Regions from separate parts of the Homo sapiens genome. Here region 2 is linked to region 1. The links are chromatin contacts, found by Hi-C or POLR2A ChIA-PET in ENCODE. All regions are on one chromosome and are shown on one strand. The core of a region is the stretch at or near the end of the contact, and the rest is flanking DNA. Distances in the headings are between cores, read along the strand shown.

Evidence for each region. Hi-C counts contacts between places; a loop is a spot of excess contacts on that map. ChIA-PET counts read pairs that join two places held with the same protein, here RNA polymerase II (POLR2A). Pooled maps may share reads with other maps.
Region 2: a loop to region 1 is called in a pooled map, with 3 times the contacts of the local background. The contact joins the enhancer-like site here to the promoter of VASH1 in region 1. A Hi-C loop is called at or near these places in 2 of 50 pooled maps. POLR2A ChIA-PET finds 5 or more read pairs at or near these places in 5 of 52 experiments (CD8-positive, alpha-beta T cell, GM12878, H1 and 2 more).

What each region holds. Positions count from the first base shown.
Region 1 is chr14:76,757,816-76,765,012 of GRCh38, forward strand. VASH1 (vasohibin 1) reads left to right here and starts at 3,653. Exons shown (of 7, transcript NM_014909.5): 1 at 3,653-5,315. The coding sequence starts at 5,007. RefSeq lists silencers at 3,620-3,809, 3,910-4,179.
Region 2 is chr14:76,861,679-76,868,537 of GRCh38, forward strand. It overlaps LRRC74A (leucine rich repeat containing 74A), which reads left to right. Exons shown (of 14, transcript NM_001385106.1): 12 at 4,290-4,397; 13 at 5,678-5,760. Among named protein-coding and RNA genes, the nearest start is that of LRRC74A, 39 kb to the left of the region's middle. Within about 2 kb of position 2,418, at least 17 of the 41 ENCODE cell types and tissues checked have a DNase peak (open chromatin) inside an H3K27ac peak, as active enhancers do.

The DNA.
Region 1 (7,197 bases), core at 2,403-4,902:
TGCTTGCCACTGCGCCCAGCTATTTTTTTGTAGTTTTTAGTACAGACAGGATTTTGCCATATTGGCCAGGCTGGTCTTGAACTCCTGACCTCGTGATTCACCCCCCTCAGCCTCCCAAAGTGCTGGGATTACAGGCATGAGCCACTGCGCCTGGCCCATTGCAGAAATTTCTATTGGACAGTTCTGCTCTGTGATTCTTTCTTGGGATTAAACTCCTTTTCTTTTCTTCTTTTACCTCATAAATTATGAACATGAAAACAGCAAAAAGTTGAGTCAGAACATCTACCTTTTATAAACACATCTATACCTGTGTGCCTCCATGCCCCTCTTTTACTAACAGCACCCCATTTACCTTTAGGGCAGTCCTTCTCCCCCAACCACCTGTAGTCTTGGCTAATGAAATTGCCCCATCCTCCTCTAGCCAAGGATCCAAGCTAAGTCAACAGACTCTTCTCTCTGGAAATTTCACTCTAGCTTCTGTGTCACAAGAATAGAAAATGTGTCAGAGCAGATTAATATGAGTGTTGATGCCCTAAGACAACATGCGTTCATTTGCAGACCATTAGTCCAGAGTGTGACGATAACAAATGTGACACATGATATGAGTTAGGCGTCATTATCGTCATCCTTGTCATCATGAAAGTGACTTGTACCCAGCAGCTCAGATGTGCCTGCTCCTGTACTAGGTATGTAATTTGCCTAGCTTCTCTTATGCATCCTTTCTTCATCTGTAAAATGGAAATCATACTCATCCTAACTCTTCCACGGTTTTTGTGAAGACAGCAAAAGGAATAATTGTCATGAGGGCCGGGCGCGGTGGCTCACGCCTGTAAGCCCAGCAATTTGGGAGGCCGAAGCAGACAGATCACTTGAGGTCAGGAGTTGGAGACCAGCCTGGCCAACATGGTGAAACCCCATCTCTACTAAAAATACAAAAATTAGACAGACATGGTGGCAGGCACCTATAATTCCAGCTACTCAGGAAACTGAGGCAGAGAATCACTTGAACCTGGGAGGCAGAGGCTGCAGTGAGCAGAGATCGAGCCACTGCACTCCAGCCTGGGTGACAGACCGAGACTCTGTCTCAGGGGAAAAAAAAAAAAAAGAAAAAAAAGAAAAATAACGGTCACGAAAGCTTTGAGCCAAATAAGGAGTTACCCAAGTGTCTGTTGGAGGAGTTGTTCCCAAGGCATAGGTGTGGGGAGTCATGGGAGGGCTTGATGAAGGACCCAGGATCTGAGACCAATTCAAAAGTTGTGCCATACCAGGTTAAGTCACTTGTTCTCTCTGGGCTTTTGGCTTAGATAAGACTGGGTTATACACATCTCTTTCCAGTTTCACCATTTTCTAATCTATTTGCAAGCCCCCTTGCCTGACACATACCCTCTTCCACTTCTATGCACACATGCCAGAAAATTCTCTAGCCTAGTCCATGCTGACCTTGTACCCAACTCATTTCTTCTTTTCCCAGCTCCTCACCTGATTGGGAAGTTGCTCTGGGTATGCACTCCCACAGCTTCCTGAATAACCCTCTGGCAGAGCACCTTATGGAAATCATGCTTAACTATCTCCTCCACTAGTAGGCCATAAGTCCAACTAGAGCAAAGGCCATGTCCCTCTTGTTCACTACTGCTTCTCCAGTGCCCAGTACAGAGTCAAACACATAGAAGATGTTCTATGAGTACTTACTCTTTGAATGAATACCCTACATCTATTTTATTTGTCATTTCAGAAAACACATGGTATTATCTCATGCTGCGTAACAAGTTAGTCCAAAACTTAGCAGCTTAAAACGAGAATAGTCACTTATCCTCTCTCAATTTCTGTGGGACAGAAAGTCAGACAGGGCACAGCAGGGCTGGTTGTTCTCTGCTCCATGTCTGGGACCTCAACTCTAAGACTTAAAGGCCGAGGGCTGGCAAGACCTGAAGTCTCGGTTTGCCATGATCTGGTGATTGACTCTGGCTGTTGGCTGAGAGCCCAGCAGCAGCTGTCAGCGAGAACACCCTCATGTGGCCTCACCATGTGGCTTGGGCTTCTTCACAACATGGTAGCTGGTTTCTTCTGAGGAACCAAGAAGAAGCTGTCTCCTTTTTATGGCCTGGTCTTAAGAGTCATACAGCTTCACTTTCATCACACTTTATTCATTAGACACCAGTCACCAAGTACATCCCACATTCAGGGGGAAAGGAATTAGATCCCATCTTTTGAAAAGAATGGTCAAGAGCTTGCAAGCCAATTTTAAAACCAGCACCACTTGGCTAACACAAGAAGCAATGTATAGAGTGAAAAACAAGTGTCTGAAGAAGTAAGACTTCTGTTCACATTCTAGCTCTGCCACTTACTAGCTGTGTGAGTTTGGGGAAATTACCCTCTGAGACTTGGTTTATACAATACAGGGTGATAGTTGTTGATCCCTAGTGATTTTTCTACGCTTGGAGTCTTCTTGCCTTAGTGAGTTTAAGAAGATCCAGGCTGAACTAACTTTCTTGGAGTCTTGCAATCCTTCCCATCACTGATAACCCTTGGTTTCTGACCCTGGAGGTAGTAAGAGGTTGCTACGGGAGCACAGGGTACCCAGAAAGTTCAGATACTAGGGACAGCTTTAGAGAACAGATGTGAAACCACTGAGGCCCTGGGGTCTCTCTAAGGCCTTTAACCCAGCCCTTGTGTAGTAACCTCAGCTTGTCAAGAAATGCAACGACCCCACAACTAAGGAATCTGAATCTGCCGGCTAAGGCCAAGGAATCTGCATTCTCCCACAAGACTGTGATTCATGCTAACTACAGGCAGGGGAGAGGGGGAGCATCTTAAAGCACACACTCGGCCGTCTCTTCCTAAAGTTCTTGGCTTCAGCCTAGAGATAGTGCCTTTCCCACCATTTACAACTCTATGGCATGAGGGAGGCGGAGGGTGCGTCCAGTGTCCAACCACGCACCACAGCTGGTTGTACTTTCACCTTCCTCTAGGCCAGCGGACCCTCCCCAAGCATTGCCTCCCACGCCCACGTCGCGGTCCCACCCTGGTCCGCGGGGTCCAGAGCGTCCAAAGCCCGGTCTAGGCAGATGGTCTAGGGGTGAGCTCTGCGCACCCCATTCCCACCAGTGCAGGCAATCGAATAAAACAGGGTGACTTTTAACCCTTTTCGTTTCCAGAGATAGTGACCCCCCGTCTCAATCCCTAGATGTCCTCCTCTAAGAACTGTGCGCGCTGGGAGGGACTCTGCGCTCACTCACTGTGACCACCTCGGCTGGGATATGGGGAAACTGAGGCCTACAGAGGGAAGGGAACTGCTGAACGTCCCAAAGCAACACAGGCACTGAATCCGGTCTAGAATCCCAGTCTTCCAGGCCAGTGCTCTCGGTCCTACCGGCTCAGGGCCCCTGCGAAGAATCTTTTTCAAGAAATTCCCGACCGCAGGAATTCCTTCTGCGCTAGGAATCTCCATGGAGTTTGCGCTCCCTCTGGCACGTTGAAAACGTCCTCCGCAGCTTCGCACCGGCTTCGCGGCGCCCTGACAGCTGGGTGAGGAGGGAGCGAATGCCCACCGGCGTCCTTGGGGTAACTTGGGACAGAGGCACCGCCGCGGGGGGCGGAGGACTGGGCGCGAAGGCGCTGGCCCTTTAAGGGGGGGACGGAGCGCATGCGCGGCGCGGGCCGTAGTCGAGCCTGGTGGGCGGCTGGCTGGCAGGGGACGTGGTCGGCGGCAGCGGGGCCCAGGGGCGGCGGGGCTGCAGCAGCGGCGGCCCCAGCTTCGCCGAGCAGCGATCGGCTGGTGGGCTTCTCGTTGGCGGGCTCCGCGTTGGCGGGCTGCTCCCCAGGCACCAGCGCAGCGCGCGCTCGCCCGGCTTCGTCACTCGCCTCCAGCTACATCCGCCGGCCGAGGCTGCGCGAGCCTCCGGGCTTGCGGTCCCCGCCCCGCGGTCCTTCCTCCACCCTCAGCCAGGGCAGCTGCAGCCCGAGCGAACAGCCACGGAGCATCCTCCGCCCGCCCGGGCCGCGCCACCGCCCATGCTGCAGCCAGTCCCAGGCAGCGACCCCGCGGCCGCAGCCCGCCGCTCAGTGACCTCAGCCTGGCCCCTGCGCGCCGCCCGAGCCGGTCCCGCTGAGCCGCGGGCCCCGTGCCCTGCGATGGCTCGGCTGGTGCAGCGCGGCGCCAGGTGCCAGCCGTCCTCCCGCTGAGACGCGCCCGAGTGGGGACCCGCTGGGCCTCGGGGCTCGCAGCCTTCGCCTCCCCGCCGCGCCCGCTCCCTTTCTGGGGACTCCGCCGCTGTTTCTGGGGACGAGGGGACAGGGGACCCAGACAAAGCCCACTTTGTGCAGGGAGTTGGCCGCAGGCGGGGAATGTGCGCGTCGGCGCGCGCCCCCTCCCCGCTCCCGGCCAGCTGCGAGTCTTGGCTCCCGGACTTGTCTCGTCGCGTCGGAGAAATCGCCCCCCAGCGCCGCTCTCCCGCCCGGGGGTCTTGGTTCCGAGCTCGCGCGGCCGGGAGTCGCCTCGGTCTTCCTTGGGGCGCGCGCAGATGTGAGCGTGCGAGAGTTGTGTAGGGGATTTTGTTCCCTCCGAAACTGAGACCCAGGGCGCCCAGTGGGCACCCGTGCCTTGACTCTGTCCTTTCTGCAGCCGCTGGTCCGAGCTGTCTGGCCTCAGTTTCCCTCCGACTTTTCTCCGCTCTGCCAGCCCTCACTGCTGCCCGTCATTGTTCTCGCAGTTAGATGGGGGTGCTTTGTGACGGCTGCCAAGTTGGGGTGTGTTCTCTTTATTCCGTTTTTCAAACAGAACAAGGCCTCCAAGGCTGACCCCAGACAACCCACCCCCTCGGACCCTAATTCACCTTATTGCACTGATTTTTTTTATCAAGTCGTATTTTATTGTACAGGAGCCACGCCCTGATTTCTTAAAGGCGCCTTGCACTCTGGCCATGTGTTATCTCTGCAGCCGGTGTGTGGGAGGCCTCTTGTGAGCCAGTTGTTTTCCCGCCTCCACCACCCCCCTCGAAGATTTAGGGATGCCAGGGGGGAAGAAGGTGGCTGGGGGTGGCAGCAGCGGTGCCACTCCAACGTCCGCTGCGGCCACCGCCCCCTCTGGGGTCAGGCGTTTGGAGACCAGCGAAGGAACCTCAGCCCAGAGAGATGAGGAGCCAGAAGAGGAAGGGGAAGAGGACCTGCGAGACGGAGGCGTCCCCTTCTTTGTCAACCGGGGTGGGCTACCTGTGGATGAGGCCACCTGGGAAAGGATGTGGAAACACGTGGCCAAGATCCACCCCGATGGAGAGAAGGTGGCGCAACGGATCCGTGGGGCCACAGACCTGCCCAAGGTGAGACACACGGGTCAGGGGGGTGATAGCACAGTCTAGGTTTTAGTGACCTTGGGGCCAAGAGTGAAGCCACACTCTCCTCCCACGGGGCAGGGGACCACTGGCTCGGTAAGATCTTTAAAATGCAGTGATATCATACCTGTCTAGGAGAACTTTCTCTCACTGCCATTCTAGGAGGGAGGCTCACATACATTGTCTCCAGGAGGCCCTCCCCGCTGTCTTTTAAAATGTCCACGTTTTACAGGAGGGGACAGCAGCAGATGGAACTAACAAACACAGTAGGATGGCTTGACGTCTCATTTGCTTGATGACACTTGCCAAGCCAGAGAACTGTGAGCAGACAAATGTAATGAATGACTAAGGAGATGCAGGGCTTCATATGTTGAGAAAATATTTTCGTGCATTATGTCATTGAATTCTCCCAACAGCCTTGTGACGTAAGTACAGTTTGGATTCCCATTTTACAGATGAGAAAGCTGAAAACTCAAGTAGGAACTCAAGATCCCACAGCCAGTAAGTGGCAGAACTGAGATTCAATTTCAGGTCTTCAGGAGAAGGGCGGGGGGTGGTGGTGGAGGGAAGTGTCCAGGTCCTCTTCTCTGTTGGACAGTAGATTCAAGCACATTAGAAGAGGTCTTATGGAGAAGCATAAAATGAAATAATTTTTCTGTGTTGGCTGTAACTCCTCCTCCATGACAGCTATACTTCAGTTGTGTCACCAACGAAAACAGAGGCTGTATCTCATTCATCTTTGTCTTCCCAAGGCCTCCTGTGTGCCTGGCACAGAACAGGCACTAGTGTGTGTGTTTGCTGAATGAAAGGGTATTTGAGAGTTTCTGTGCTGTACGCTGCTATATGGAAATACATGCCAGATATTAAAAAAAAAAAAAACATGATCAAGACTAGGAGGCACTTTGCCAAATGCAGAGGCCTGAAATCTCCAAAAAAGAGCCCTTTGGACTGAGTTCAGAGCCCAGTGCTTAGCCCTGCCTGCCCAGGTTGGAAGGAAGGGGGCTAGGAAGAATGGAAGTTAGTGTGAATTAGACATGAGGACAAGTGGCCCGTTTTGTTTTTACCAAGTTATTGGTACAGCCATCAGAAAGTGTCTTCTGGGAAAAAGAGAATCAAAGGTTGAAGGTTTAAATACTGCCTAATGTTTCCAGGGGAAACAAAATGTAGATTGATTTGGAATGGCCGCATAAATGTGCTCTGCACTGACTTAATATTTATTTAGCTAATCCCCTAGAGTTGGATGTTGTTTCCAGTTTTATTCCTAAAATGAATACTATGGTGAACATTCTAAAATATAAATTTTGGGGTTCATCTCTGATTATTTCCTTGGGAAAAATTCTGAAAGCGAAAGTATTGCGTCAAAGGATATTGACATTGGTAGGGGTCACCTGCTTATCTATATGGCCTCTTCCACCTATTTGAGATGCAGTTTTCTTATCAATAAGATGAGGTTGATTGTGGGGAAGAAATGAGAGACTGTGTGTTAAAGTATTTAACAAACTGTAAAGCCCCAAACCAGTACCTGGTTATTGGATATCAGTTACCTTTTTTTTTTTTTTTTGAGATGGAGTCTCACTCTTTCCACCAGGCTGGAGTGCAGTGGCATGATCTTGGCTCACTGCAGCCTCCACCTCCCTGGTTCAAGTGATTCTCCTGCCTCAGCCTCCTGAGTATCTGGGATTGTAGGCACCTACCACCACACCTGGCTAATTTTTGTATTTTTGGTAGAGATGGGGTTTCATTTTCAACATTTTGGCCAGGCTGGTCTCAAACTCCAGACCTCAGGTAATCCACCCACCTCAGCCTCCCAAAGTGCTGGGATTACAGGCGTGAACCACCACGCCCGGCCAGACATCCATCACCTTTACTT
Region 2 (6,859 bases), core at 1,168-3,667, 100 kb after region 1:
GGATGTTATTGCTCCTCTAGTCCCATTGTCTTGCAGAACAGTGCTCAGACCCTGCTTTGGTGTTTCCACAGCGGGCCTCTCACCCTGCAGTGGGGGCAAGGAGCCTGCTGCTGGCCGCAGAGCGGTTACTACCTGGGGAGCAGGCGTGGGGATGCTGCTCTGCCAATGCACGTTCTGCAGGGTGTGTCCCCGGGCTGCTTCCTGCCCCCAGTGGGTCTGCTCTGTGCCTCAGTTTCTAGAACTAAATAAAAGAGCTCCCACATGAAAATTGTTATGTGAAAAATTCTAGAAGACAAAGCGGTGTCCAGTATTTGTACAGGTAAGATGACTTCAGATGGAACCAAGGCAAACCTGTTTTGCAAGGGGAGCAGGGTGCTCCAGTGAACAGGAATGGAGCTGTCTGATGCAAAGTGGGGACCCCACCTCTTGTTTTAAAGACACACAGAAAAAGAATCTTGGAGACCAAACATGCAGAGTCCAACATAGCCCTTCCCCTCAGGGGATCAACAATCTCATTGGAAAGATGGGATGGCTACAGTGACGACCCACAGAACATAGAAAGTTTCATATGGCCAGGCACGGTGGCTATGCCTGTAATCCCAGCAATTCGGGAGGCCAAAGCGGGTGGATCACTTGAGGTCAGAAGTTTGAGACCAGCCTGGCCAACATGGCAAAACCCCATCTCTTCTAAAAATACAAAAATTAGCCGAGCGTGGTGGCAGATGCCTATAATCCCAGCTACTTGGGAAACTGAGGCACAAGAATCGCTCGACGCTTGAACCCAGGAGGCGGAGGCTGCAGCGAGCTGAGATTATGCCACTGCACTCCAGCCTGGGCAACAGAGCGAGACTCTGTCTCAAAAAAAAAAAAAGTGTCATGTGATAAATAATAAATAAGTGACAGAGGCAGAAAATGTAGTCAGAATCCAAATAAGAGATCAACGTAGGATTCGGCAACCAGAAAAGGATGACTTCTTGGAAGAGATGGGAGTGGGTAAGGGCCTTGAAGAATGTCAAAGATTGAGGTGAGCCACAGAGAGTGGGAGGGTGTTCCGGCGAGAGGCTCCTGCCAGCAAAGGTGCTGAGGTGGAACCGCACACAGCATGTTCAGGGGACACTAACACATGACTCCAGGTTCATAGAGGAGCCCAAGAGGCAAAGCTGGCAAGGGAGGCTGGGCTGCAAGTGGCAGCCCTCAGATTTTAGGCTCTGAGTTCGAGTTTGATTCCATCGGGAACAGGGGGCCGGTGAGAGCTGCTGGGCAGTGGATGTGATGCGAATCCAGCAGGATTGAGGAGTTCTGGCAATGGGGAGTGAATTGAAGAGGGTAAGAAAAAAGAGTAGGAAACCAAACAAGCACACTATTGTAGCACTCTAGATGTGGAATGATGGCTTGGCTGAGAATAACAATGGAATTGAAGGGCAGATGTAAGAGCTATCATTATGGAAACATCTCTAGGACTTGGCGAATGGTTGGATATGTGGGGGTGTGTATTGCATGCATGTGAGTGTGTGTGTGTGTGTGTGTGTGTGTGTGTTGGGATAGGAAGGCCTGTGATGATAAAAGAAACCCAAAGATAACCCAAGATTTCAAGGCCAAGGGACTGAAGGAAAGATTGCCAGAGGCAGGGAAGTGCAGATGGGGAAAGTGCCTGCCACCTGGCCCTTACTGTCTCTCCACGTTCTAGCCCCACTGGATTGCTTCCGGATCCTCTTTGCATCAGCTCTCCCTTCACTGCAGGCCTGTGTACGGTCAGGGCAGGTCCTTCCACCTGGAACACTTTTCTTCTTGCCCTCTGGGTCTCGCTCATTCCTACCCGTTCTCAGGTCTCTACACAATGTCACTTCCTGGGGAAACCCTTCTTGGATTCCCTGGTCAAGAGCGAACGCCCTTCGTGTTCCCGAAGCCCTTGGCTTCACCCTTGCATTGCAACCTGTGAACTCCTCCAGGGCAGGGCTGTGTGGGGTCTTAGTAGTAGCACCTACCAAAGTAGCTGGGCAAGGTTCTTAGTTGCTGGCCACAGAATTTACTCCAACTAGGCTAAGCACACGGGGGTTTATTACAGGAGAGAGATCAAAGAAATGTCAGGAGGGCTGAACAAACAGACTCTTGTTAGATTCCAGAAATGGCTCTCAAAGCACCCCAACTGAGTTGCCAAGAGTTGCTGCTTCTGCTATAATCAAGAAGCTGCATGATTGCGGAATGCCCCGCTCAGTCATGAAGCAACCACAGCCGCTGCCCACCACCTGCCTCTCTCAAATCAGACACAAGCCTCACACTTACATCTCAGGCAGGTGCTTGGCAAAGGCCATCCATTCTGACCCCCAGCTGCAAGGGGACTTGGGGAATGTCGCTTTCAGCTTTCCAGGCTCTGCATGGATGAGAAGCCTGCTGTGAAGAAACAGCAGTGGGTGCCGAGGGCTCACCCATGGCATCTGCCATAGCGCTCAGCAGCAGTGTGCTGCTTCAGAGCACGAGGTGCACTTTGGATGTGTTGATTGAAGTGCCGGTGGGGTGTCCAGCAGCTGTGGAGGATGGAGAACTGGAAATGTAGCTTTGGGAGGCACTCCGGAAGGGTGGGAGGCCGTGCACTCCAGAAAGGGAAGTGTGGGGAACAAAGAGCAAGGGCCCCAGGGCTGAACCCTGAGGAAATGCTTCGTGAGAAGGACGTTGCCAGAAATAGCTATCGATACAGTAGGACGCTGTCTGGGAGTTTCTGAGAGTGAGAGGAAGGGGGGGGGGGGGTGGCGGGGGGAAGGGGGGTGGCGGGGGAGAAGAGAAAAAAAGTACTTAAAAAGGACCCAAAAGAATACTGTAATATCGTAAGGCCGGGTGCGGGGAAGAGAAAAAAAAATACTTAAAAAGGACCAAAAAGAATATTGTAATATTGTAAGGCCGGATGCAGTAGCTCATGCCTGTAATCCCAGCACTTTGGGAGGCTGGGGTGGAAGGATCACTTGAGGTCAGAAGTTCAAGACCAGCCTGACCAACATGGTGAAACCCCATCTCTACTAAAAATACAAAAATAGGCTGTGCATGATGGCGCATGCCTGTAATCCCAGCTACCCGGGAGGCTGAGGCAGGAGAATTGCTTGAACCTGGGAGGCAGAGGTTGCAGTGAGCCGAGATCGAGCCACTGAACTCTAGCCTAGGCGACAGAGCGAGACTCTGTTTCAAAATAAAAAAAAAGAGAGGAAAAGAATATTATAATGACATTGAAAAGGTGTTCATATGTGAACAGTGGGTTCTGTAAAACAATAGGTTTAGTAGAAAGATGAGAGATTAGATAGATAAATGTTATACAGATAGATAGAAGTTAGACAGATTGATGTCAGATAGATAGTTAAAAAGATAAAAGGGTCCACACCAAGATGTTACCTCTGTGTGGTGGTATTGGATTTATGGGTGATTTTTAAAATTTTCTCCTGCTAATCTAAAATTGCCTTGCAACGTGAGTAATAATACACTTGATCCTTGAACAACACAGGTTTGAACTGTGCCATTTCATCCACTTTTATGTATTTGGATTTTTTTCAATAAATACAGTCAGCCCTTCGTACCTGTGGGTTCTGCATATGCAAATGTGGATCCAAAATACAGTATTTGAGGAATGAGAAACCCACGGATATGGAGGGCCTGCCTTTTCATATTGGTGGATTTTGGTATCTGAGGGGGTCCTGGAACCAATCCCTTGCACATATCAAGGGATGACTATATTTTTTAAATGAAAAAAATGAAATATCCTTTTAAAAATATTCTAACAAAGTATGTTTCCATATGAGCATTGAGGTGAAACTGTGAGAATCCTAGGAATTCGTAGAGCCAAACTGTCACATTATACAGCTGTGATTTAACCTTTTGATCTCTGAACATCCGCGCGCCATCCACAGCACACCATCTATACCAGTGTTAACAGATTGCGTTTGTAGATAATGATCACTGTCCCATCCTCGTGGCACTGCGGTGCCTGAACAGCCTTGACTTCAGTCCTTCCAACTTTGGAATGGAGGGAGCGTCTGTGCAGTGCCAAGGGGCTCCTAGAAGCATGGCGAGCACACAGGAATCATCCCGGCATGCACCTTTGCCATGCCTGGTGGGTCTGCACTCGGCTCTTGGTCTTAGGGGACACCCAACACCCGGGAGACGCAGGCTCCTCACCTTGGCCTTCTGCCCTTTTTAGCCTTGTTAGGCCTGGAAGCATGGGCCGCTCTTTTGTGGGAGGGAAGGGGGACCTGCGATCGTTGTTACAAGACCAAGTGTTTGCTCCTGGTCTCTCCTGCTTCTCTCAGAGCTATGCAGACCAACACAAAATCACGATCGTGGACTTCTTCAAGAGCTTGAACCCCACTGGGACAATGAAGATGTCTGTGGATGAGTTCCAGAAAGTGATGATAGAGGTGTGCTGGGTCCTAGTGGCAACAGGCTGTGTGTGAGTGTGAGTGTGAGTTTGTGTGTCAGAGAGAGGGGAGAGGAGGAGAAGGAGCAAAAGAGCTTGTGAGCACTTCCTAGAGCTTCCTGGGACAGGCTATGGGACACTCCCCTCATTTATCTAGACCCAGAGGGGAACCTAAGACCTCCCTCAACCCCTGCTGAAGTCATTCCTGTGCTGTGGCTTGATGCCACCAGTGACCCGAGATGCCACTCAGAGACACATGTTCTATCTTGAGGTTTTTCTCCCCATTGCATTTCACTACTGGGCAGATAACAAAGGGAGTGAGAGAGGAGACCACATCCCAAAGTCCCAACATTTCCACCTTAGGAATCATTTTCCTGAAATCTCACATTCCTCTCGCTCCCCATGTAATAAAGGTACTGAAAGCCCCCTGTAATGCATACTTGAAGGGGTCTATCATCAGAGCGTCCCAGGAGAGACTTGGGCCCTGCAGGAATAGGACTCCAGAGGAGAAGTTCCCGGGGCCCAGGCAGGGACGGATAAGGCAGTCGGTGCCCGGTGCCCAGGCCGGGGGTGAAGAGGCTGGCCAGGACTCAGCAGCAGGAAGTGAGAATGAACTTCACAGGATGCAAAGGAGAGTCCTGTTCCCTCCCCCGGTCACTCGCTCCACCTGACTCTGATCTCCTCCTGCCTTATTGCCCCCAAAAAGGGGAGGCCCTTTGGAGTCTGGACAATGACCCATGGGCAGGGAGCTTTTTCCAGCCCCTCCATGCTGTGGAATCAGTTTCCCCTGAGCTCTCAATCAGATGCCCTCCATGGTCCCAAGAGTGAGGCATTGTGTGGGGTGTGTGTGTTGGGGGGGGTGGTAGGTGTGTGGGGTGTGTGTGTGTGTGTGTGTGTGTGTTGGGGGGGTGGGGTGTGTGTGTGGTAGTGTGGGGGGGTGTGTGTTGGGGGTGGGGTGTGTGTGTGCATGTGGTAGTGTGTGGGGTGTGTGGGTGTGTTGGGGGGTGGGGTGTGTGTGTGTGGGGGGTGTGTGTTGGGGGGATGGGGTGTGTGTGTGGTAGTGTGGGGGGGTGTGTGTGTTGGGGGTGGGGTGTGTGGTAGTGTGTGTGGGGGAGTGTGTGTGTTGGGGGGTGGGGTGTGTGTGTGTGTGGTAGTGTGTGTGGGGGTGTGTGTTGGGGGGGTGGGGTGTGTGTGTTGGGGGGGTAGTGTGTTTGGGGGGGTGTGCCTAGGGAGGGGTGAACAGAGTTCTATTAACTGCACATGTTCCATCCACCTCCTCAGCAAAACAAGGTCCCCCTGAACCAGTACCAGGTCAGGGAGGTGATAAAGAAGCTCGATGAGAAGACAGGCATGGTGAACTTCAGGTCAGCCCAGGCCCCGCGACGATCCCCGTTCTCTGCAAGGGGCCCTGGCTGGGCTGATGTGAGCTCCTCCAGCTTTCCTGTCTACACTTTATTACTTGAGGCTTCACCCACCTGCCTGTTCCCTGCATGCCAAGTCTGGGCCCCACTGTCTACCCCCCTTCTCATCCCCAATTCACTTGTTCAGCGAAACTTGAGCCCAATCAGGCGCTGCTGGCTGCTGGGCCGGATGCTGGGGATGCCAGCGGGAGGAGCCGGAGCCCACACTCACAGCCCAGGAGGAGGGCAGGCAAGGGAGCAGATCTTTATGCCCTGGTGAGGTGAGAGGAGCCGTAGGGGTGTGTACCAGGCGCCCTTGCAGCCCAAAGAGGAAGTGTCGCTCAGGCGGGAGGCGGCAATGTTTCAGCCGAGTCTGGCAAGACGGAGACCTAGACAGAGGGCGGAGGCACACAAGCACCAAATGCTAACGGTGTGTTAGGGACTACAGGTCCCGCTACTCTGCCATGGCTTGGCAAGTGAGGGATGCTGTATCTTAGACTGAACTCCTTGAAGAGAGAGGACCGGTCCATGATGACGGTGATGCCAGTAAGCAACCCATAATAAGTCCCCGCCACATGCCTGTCCTCTCCACTTGCCCAATAGGCACGCTCTGCAGCCTCACGGTGCCCCATGGCAATGCTGCCATCACCCCACTTAGCAAGTGATGAAACAGAGCTCTAGAGAAGTGCAGCAAAGAAGCCAAGTTCACCGGGTGCAGTAGCCCATGCCTATAATCCCAGCACTTTGGGAGGCTGAAACAGGAGGATCACTTGAGCCCAGGAGGTCGAGACAAGCCTGGGCAAGATAGCAAGACCCCCGTCTCTACTAAAAACCAAAAAAACACATTAGCTGAACATGGCAGTGCATGCTTGAAGTCCCAGCTACTTGGGAGGCTGAAGTGGGGTGATTACTTGAGCTCAGGAGGCAGAGGCTACAGCCAGCCGAGATTGCATCACTGCACTTCAGCCTGGACGACAAAGTGAGACCCTGTCTCAAAAATAAAAAAGAAAAGAAAAGCAGCCAAATTCTCGCAGCTGGGAAGGGCAACTCTGGCCGAGACTCC